2 separate regions of the Mus musculus genome follow, and region 2 is linked to region 1. The links are chromatin contacts, found by Hi-C or POLR2A ChIA-PET in ENCODE. All regions are on one chromosome and are shown on one strand. The core of a region is the stretch at or near the end of the contact, and the rest is flanking DNA. Distances in the headings are between cores, read along the strand shown. Region 1 has its middle 10 kb from the start of Gm30760. Region 2 holds the start of Cd200 (CD200 antigen).

Region 1 (3,723 bases), core at 190-2,689:
ACATTTGTAATTCTATAAAATCATTCTGAAAACTGAATCATGATATACTGACTGAACATGCTTAATATAAACTGTTGCAAAAATCGAAACATTTTGACTAACTACACAATGTCACATGGGGAGTGAGTCATGTGACCTCATATGATGGACCACAGTCTTGGTGGCAACACACTAAAACTGTCCTGTGACTGCTGATGAGATGGCTCAGCAGTCAAATGCTCTTGCTTCACAAGCCTTGAGATCTGATCCCTCAGAAGGCACAATGGGAGGGGAGAATCAAGTCTCAAATACTGTTCTCTGACCGGCACATGTGTTATGTGTGCTGTGGCATGAGTATGAACACTTGTTTGCATGTGTATGCATTCCTGCATACATACAAACATCACATATCCATTAGGCAATTCACAGGTAATAAAGATTTTGAAAATAAAAATAGTGTACAAAATTCCATTTAGCATATATACATATATATGTATATATATACATATATATGTATATATATACATATATATGTGTGTGTGTGTGTGTGTGTGTGTGTGTGTGTGTGTGTGGTGATTTATATGAAACATAAATCAATTGTCTTTAGACTTGGGACTAGCACAACTTCCAAGATAACCATGCTATACATAAATTTAGAATGATACAGCTAAAATACTTCTGCTCTCAAGTATGAACATTTTGTATAAGGGACACCCAATTTGCCTTTGGACATTTTGGTTCACTATATATAACATTACTTTATGATTTCCAGAGGTTGCCTCTGAATACACGCAAATAGCTTGATTTTATGTTTCTTAACTGCTGAAACTTTCCCCAGCAGCGTTTCATTAATTCCTTCTGCTGTTCCCATTTCTTATGCTCTGCATGTTATGTGTCTGCTGAATGACATTTTGCTCAAGGTTTGCCCATTGCTGGATATACATTGCTTATTTAATCACTTAAAATACTATTCTAATACAGAAACACATTGTATAACACACCACAGAGAAATGCATGTCGTTATCTCCTAGCCGTTGTATAAAAATTATTCTCATGCTTTTAGTATAAAATGTGATATTAGAAACCTTCTTCAACGTGGCATTAGTACCTGTATTCTATCCTTGAAAATTAAAAACCAACATGATCTCCAAGTTTGTCAATAGCTTGTTTTCTTTCTCTTCATCTTTTGTCCATGGTTGACATGTTCCCTATGGTATGTTTAGCTTTTGAAAACTGAGGACTTTCAGTAAAAACTCAGTCAAGTCTGGCTTTAGATATTTGCTTCATGATTTGGGTTTTCTTTTGGTTTTTAATATATATTTAAATTTTGTTGTTAATCTGCTATCTCCAGACACTGTCGTTCCCCAGCTAAGAGTGCACGGGAACACACCTCTTTGCTGCCAAGGGAAATAAACACCCTGGTTTAAACAATCAAAGCCCCTCTACCAGAGAGAAAATCTGTCCTGCTGTGTACTTTTCACTGCCAAAGATGCTGGAAGTCAGTCAAAAGCTAATACTGGAGACAGCTTTAACCTTGAATAGGAAAGCAGTTTAGGAAAGTTTTGGCTTCCAGTAAACTCTGGGGTCCTAACACACTATATAAACTAGAGCTGAGCTGCAAGTTTACTCTATCAGACCACATAAGAGTCATTAACAACACAGAAGTTTCAACTGCTCGATTTCTAATCTACACTAGAAAAGGTTTGTGGGAACTCCTTGAGTGAGATCTAAGGAAAGATCCTTGTGAGATTTTTCTAACATCTGGGAATGCCATTCAACCTTGCCCATGGAGACTCAGATGCCATTGTGCCTTATGGACTACTTACAGCATGAAGTTTCAGTTTGCCCAGTGGCTATGTGTTGCCCAACCTCTGAAACAACTTCTATTGCTAACTTCTGCTAATACAAGAGTCTATTACAATTAGTCTGTTGGCTAATCTGGCACTTGGATAGGCTCTGGCCAAGTCAAACACAGTGTGAATCTGATAGATTTGGTATTCTCTTAAGGATTATGTTCTCTTCTCACGAGTAAATTAACTCTAACATGGAAAGTGTCTCATTGCCCTAGATGGCTCCCAATCACATCTTAGCAGCCCCTGAACTGGCCAGTCTTTTTACAAACTCACTGGGAAAAGATGCCCTTCCCCACCTAAAATACAGATACCTTTCAGGTACATTTCACAAGTCCTGATAGGCCAATTCCATCCACTGGAAATGACCCACTGCCTCCACCAGACTCTTCCCTGCTTGTTTAGCTGCTCATGGGAAATTTAATGTTTCCTAGAATTGCACAGGGAGCCATCTGGCCTCGCAATATGCTACTTCTGATCATTTCATTAAAGCCACCATCTCGTTTATTTTTAGGTGAGGTAGAAATGTTAATGCCATTTACTTATAAAAAGGGAAACCAAGATATTTCCTAAAACATTTTTAGATACAGAGGCAACCACGCCCAGCATTGTGTGGTGTTTGAAGAGCCCACTGGAGCAGCTCAGCTTCAGCCTATCTTTGTAACTAGACTGGAGCATAAAGGCTACTCCCAGAAAACCTGAATCCGGTTTTGTTAAGTTCCTGATTTGTTTTGTTTTGTTTTGTTTTGTTTTGTTTTGTTTTGTTTTGTTTTCTGTCCTTTCCTTTCCTTTTCTTCTCTTTTCTTTTCTTTTAGTTAACAAAAACAAACGATGACTGCCACATCCAAATTGTATGTGGTATAAGTGAGATCTTTCTAATTTATTTACTAAGAAGAATCAGAAAGAAAAATCTCAAATCGACTATTGAGTTCCTAGGAAACTCTTGACCTTTGGCCATCTCCTGAGGGAGTTACCTCTGGTTTAGTGATATATGTGTGGAGAAAGAACCCTGGAGGTCAGTTGTGACATCCTACTTAAGTCTGGAACAGAGCTGTCATTATGGAAAAGGTCACATCATCCAGATTTTAAAGTCAAACGAGCTATTGCCTTCTTGACAGGATTTAGAGTCCCTTGGAAGATGGGGCCTGTGAAGGGATGTCTTTTTTTTTTTTTTTTTTTTTTTTTTTAGGGTAATTGACTAGTTAAGGCAAGCCTGTCTTAACTAGAGTCAAGACCATTCTCTAGGCAGGGACCCAGGACAGTGTTAGATTGAAAGCAGAGTGTGCTCTGCTTCATGACTGTAGATGCAATGTGACCAGCTTCCTCTAGCTCCATTGGCTGTGAACTCTCCACATCTCTGTTCCGCCCCCCACCCCCACCCCACACACATACATCAAGATGGGTTGTAACTTGAACTGTGAGCCAGAATCACCCCTTTGTCTCTCTTGGCTTTTGTCAGGGTATTCTATCCCAATGACAGGAAAGAAGCTCAGACCCATTACAACACTATGCCAGGGAAGTCAGTCAATGAACGTCATGTAAGCAGGATCTTGAACTTTGACGTGTCCTTTTATTTCTCAGCACAGAAACATGCCAGTTCTGCCTGTGACTCAGCACCTCCTGCAGCCAGGGGATTTTCTTTCTGCTTCCTAAGTCAGAGCACAGTTCCCAAAGTCAGGCCTCAAGTGTCCACCTGCCCCTGTGTTGGCCTAGAGGAGCTGGAAAACAAAACTGAGGACAAGAGGCACACGACCCAAGAGTATCAGTTGGGGGTTTTGATGTCACCATGAAGAATAAGCTCAGCACATGAACTCACACAGTTATAGATTCCACCACTGTTTTATATATATGTATGTATTAGAGTCCATCCACTGAAGCAGACTTATTATAGTTC
Region 2 (3,777 bases), core at 87-2,586, 33 kb after region 1:
AGAGATCTTATTGTGCATATGCAAATATACAAAAATCTTTATTAAATAGCATTTTTGAATGGTAAAGATCCTAGGAGCTTGCCTACTGCAAACCCAGCAAGTCAGTGCTGCAGCAATATCACAGGTGTGAGGTGACAATTCCACGGTTAAAACCCTGAAGACAGTGCCCAGAATTTAACGGATGCTAAAAGATTAACCAATCAAGAATTAACTAGAGAGTCCAATCATGAAGATTCAAAAAAAAAAATCCTCCTACAATTCTTATCAAGAAGGTGGATGTTCATTAGCTCCTGGGTCTTAGCTGACAACTCCACAGCTGCTAGGTGCATAGCCCCATTCCCCTATTCTTTCTAGGTCTGATTTTGTACCTTATTTCATTGCAGCCACAGAGACTTGGAGAGAAAAAAAAGAACCTCTCTCTCCGATTCTTTGTAAAACAGAAAGCAATTCCTTGTTTGAACATTAAGAGCATCTAGCTGACAGATCCACATTCCTCTTTGTTAAGAAAGGTAACACAAGTCGGTCTTTGTCAGCCTGATGAAAAGTGGTACCTGGGGTTTAATTGCGTTTAGATTCGCATTCAATTCTACCAATTCCGTGTGTATAAAGAATAAGGCGTATGACCACCCTTCCTTTTAAAATTTTCTGCCTTGTAAACAGTACCAAAGACTCAAAATGTCGGCCTCTCCTCTAAATACCTTGGCATTTAACAAGACCACTAAGCTGTGGCTTGCTCGCTGCAGTACTGCTAGATGCTTCATGGTTTCCTAGGCAAGGAGCAGAAATGCAGCAAGAGAGGGGGTGAGAAAGAGAGCAAGCGAGATTACTAGGCTACACCCCTGCTGCAGGTTAAGGACCAACATAGGGGACGCAAAGAGCTACTCCTCCCCTTCTGGGAGCCATGGAGCTCAGGCCGTGTTTTCGCAATGGAATCGCAGCAAGGAGCAAAGCCGCCCACCCTAGATACACGCGTTCCCCGGGCTTTCTCCGGCCGGTGCCTCCTTACAGAGCTCCGAGCCCCGGATACCACTTCTCCAAAGAACAGCTTCCTTGCTTTTCTCGCAGGCTCCACTGGCTTCTGAGAGCCGCGGCTCCAGATCGCCCATTCCGCCCTCCTTCGCATCTCAGATTCCACTCACCAGACTGCCCATCCTTGCTCTGGGCCGCAGCTAGACACCAGCTTCTCGGGGTCTGAGCTCTTCCACGATGGAGGATATCTCCGCAACACCTGTGAGCAGGGACACTACTATTCGCCGTAGAGAGAGCCCCCTCCACTGCACAGGCAGACTCTACAGCTCCTCTAGTGTGGAGGAAGAGACGACCAACCAACCACGCCCTCTACAACCTCATCCCTAGCCCCTGCCCCCGCCCCCGCCAGGTTCTCGCCTTTTAGAGTAATATAGCAAAAATGTGAAAGAATCACTCTATATTTTTTTCATTTTAGATTTATTTATCTTATTTTACATGTGTATGCATGTTTCGTCTGCATTCCCATCACTGGCCTCTCTCCCGTGCCAAATGGCAGTATAGGGTGACGTAGTCCATACAGAAAAATCAGAGTGGGAACTAACTTGAGTGGACAGTAATTTGAGTCAGAAACCTGGTGCATCCTGTGGTTCTGTACAGCAAAAGATAAACACGGAGAACAGAACAATAGTGTGTGTGTGTGTGTGTGTGTGTGTGTGTGTGTGTGTAGGGGGAAGGTAAGGAGCTTCATACAGACACCCTGGGGGAAAAAAAAAAGGAAAACTTTATTTTACGATTTGTTATATTAAAGGCCAGTGCGAGTGTGTGTGTGTGTGTGTGTGTGTGTGTGTGTGTGTGTGTGGTTACCAGGTACCTCATCTAGAGCTTTAGAGGTCCTAAGGGCTCAGAGTTACCTGTGAACACACTTCCTGAAAACCCAAAAGCACTTTCTTTCTGCTAATCAGATTGTCCTGCAGTATTCCTTAAAACAGATGAGAACCAAGGGACAGATCAAATGAGTCACAGGAAGCCCTGGAACTGAGGTTTTTCCTTGATGAAAGCTTTACAGAAACGATTGACTATATTGGTGACATTTCTGTTTCTGTACTAGAGTAGAAACCTGTGGAAAAAGATTTGTTGGGCTTATAGCTACAGGAGGAGAGTCTCTAAGTGACCAGGAGGCATGGTACCAGGCTGCCAGAGAGATCACATCTTCAATCACAAGTATAAAGCAGAGAGAGAGAGAGAGAGAGAGAGAGAGAGAGAGAGAGAGAGAGAGAGAGAGAGAGAGAGAGATCGAGAAAGAGAGAGAGAGGAGAGAGAGACTTGGGACCTACAACTGAAGGTCACCCTCTAAAACCTGACAGTGGGACCCATTGCTGAGGTCAACTTTCATTCAGCTCACTGAACATAGAGAGGCTAGAGCTGAGGTTTGGACTCTAGACTCTAGTCTCTCTGGTGTGAGAAGGTATTCTACAGACCATGAAAAGACAAACCTGGACACTAAACCTGCCTCTAAATCCTCTACCCACAATATGTCCTGCCTATGAGATTTTAGTAGAAAATGTGAGGGAGTGACCAACCAATGTTTAGTTTAACTTGAGGCCCACCCTATAAGAGAGAGCTTGTACCTATATTGCCTGGATGGTCAAGAACCAGATAATGGAAAGCCCAGAGTCCTAGGGTAGAACCAAACACAGCTGGGGAAAGAAAGAAGGAAAGAGAGAGAAAGACAGAAAGAAAAAGAGAAAGAAAGAAAGAAAGAAAGAGAGAGAGGGAGAGAGAGAAAGAGGGAGAGAGAGAAAGAAAGAAAGAAAAAGAAAGAAAGAAAGAAAGAAAGAGAGAGAGAGAAAGGGGGAGAGAGAAGAAGAAGAAGAAAAAATGGAAGGAAGAAAAGAATGATTCTTAATGACATTCTGCTATACTAATAGATTGGGGCCTTGACCAGCTGTCATCAGAGAGGCAGCAACAGATAAAATCTGGTTCAGAGACCCACAGACAGACATGTGGAGAGAGTCTAAACCAAAGGTCTTCCTCAAGTCCCTTCCCTCTGACTGCATCCTATTCCTTCTCAGTACTCTCTGCTGCCCAGATAGCACACATACTCTACCTTAGCCTCTCGAGTACTGGGAATACAGATGTGAGCAACCATGGGAGGTTATTTTTTATGTTGGTGCCAACAATACTCTTTTCTTATAGATGGCATTTCATAAGTATGCATGAGGACGTGTGTTTGTGTGTGCAAGTCATTCTATTGGGGTACCTTTGAATATCTTTCTCCTTGAAGCTTTCTCTATTCTTGTTATTTTATTGGTATGTAAATGACACTTTACTAGGCATTGTTTTGCCTTAAATCTTCTTAAGTTTGAGCAGTAGATTTCAAGAGCTGAGTTATACAATAAGAGAATGAAAAATGGCATGGGAACCACGGGATCCTTAGGTTATGTATTATATCCAGACTAACAAAAATTTTTAAAATAAATATTCTAATAAATGGAAAAATTAATCCACATGTAGGCTACAAGATGTATGAAAGCACAAATAACTACTAAATCTATTATTGTGTAAAATTTGCATATATCAACTATTAAATAATTCACACAGACCTATATGGAAAGGAATCTTGATTAGAAAGTAAGATTATGGGGTGGGGATGGGATAGGAGGTTTTCAAAGGGGAAAGCAGGAAAGGGGATAATATTTGAAATATAAATAAAGAAAATATCTAATAATAAATAAATAAATGTTGTGGAAAAAAGAAAGTAAGATTATGAGAGGTAGAGAAAATTATGCTAAGCTGTATGTTTGACAA

Evidence for each region. A loop is a pair of places that touch in the nucleus more often than their neighbours do. ChIA-PET counts read pairs that join two places held with the same protein, here RNA polymerase II (POLR2A).
Region 2: a loop to region 1 is called in a map of heart, with 5 times the contacts of the local background. The contact joins the promoter of Cd200 here to the enhancer-like site in region 1. A Hi-C loop is called at or near these places in 6 of 37 maps with a recorded cell type or tissue (gastrocnemius and heart). POLR2A ChIA-PET finds 5 or more read pairs at or near these places in 1 of 5 experiments (embryonic stem cell).

What each region holds. Positions count from the first base shown.
Region 1 is chr16:45,374,145-45,377,867 of GRCm38, forward strand. No RefSeq gene overlaps it. Among named protein-coding and RNA genes, the nearest start is that of Gm30760, 10 kb to the left of the region's middle. Within about 2 kb of position 1,440, at least 1 of the 3 ENCODE cell types and tissues checked has a DNase peak (open chromatin) inside an H3K27ac peak, as active enhancers do; it is gastrocnemius, where a contact is called at or near this core.
Region 2 is chr16:45,407,717-45,411,493 of GRCm38, forward strand. Cd200 (CD200 antigen) reads right to left here and starts at 1,337. Exons shown (of 6, transcript NM_010818.3): 1 at 1,140-1,337. The coding sequence starts at 1,151.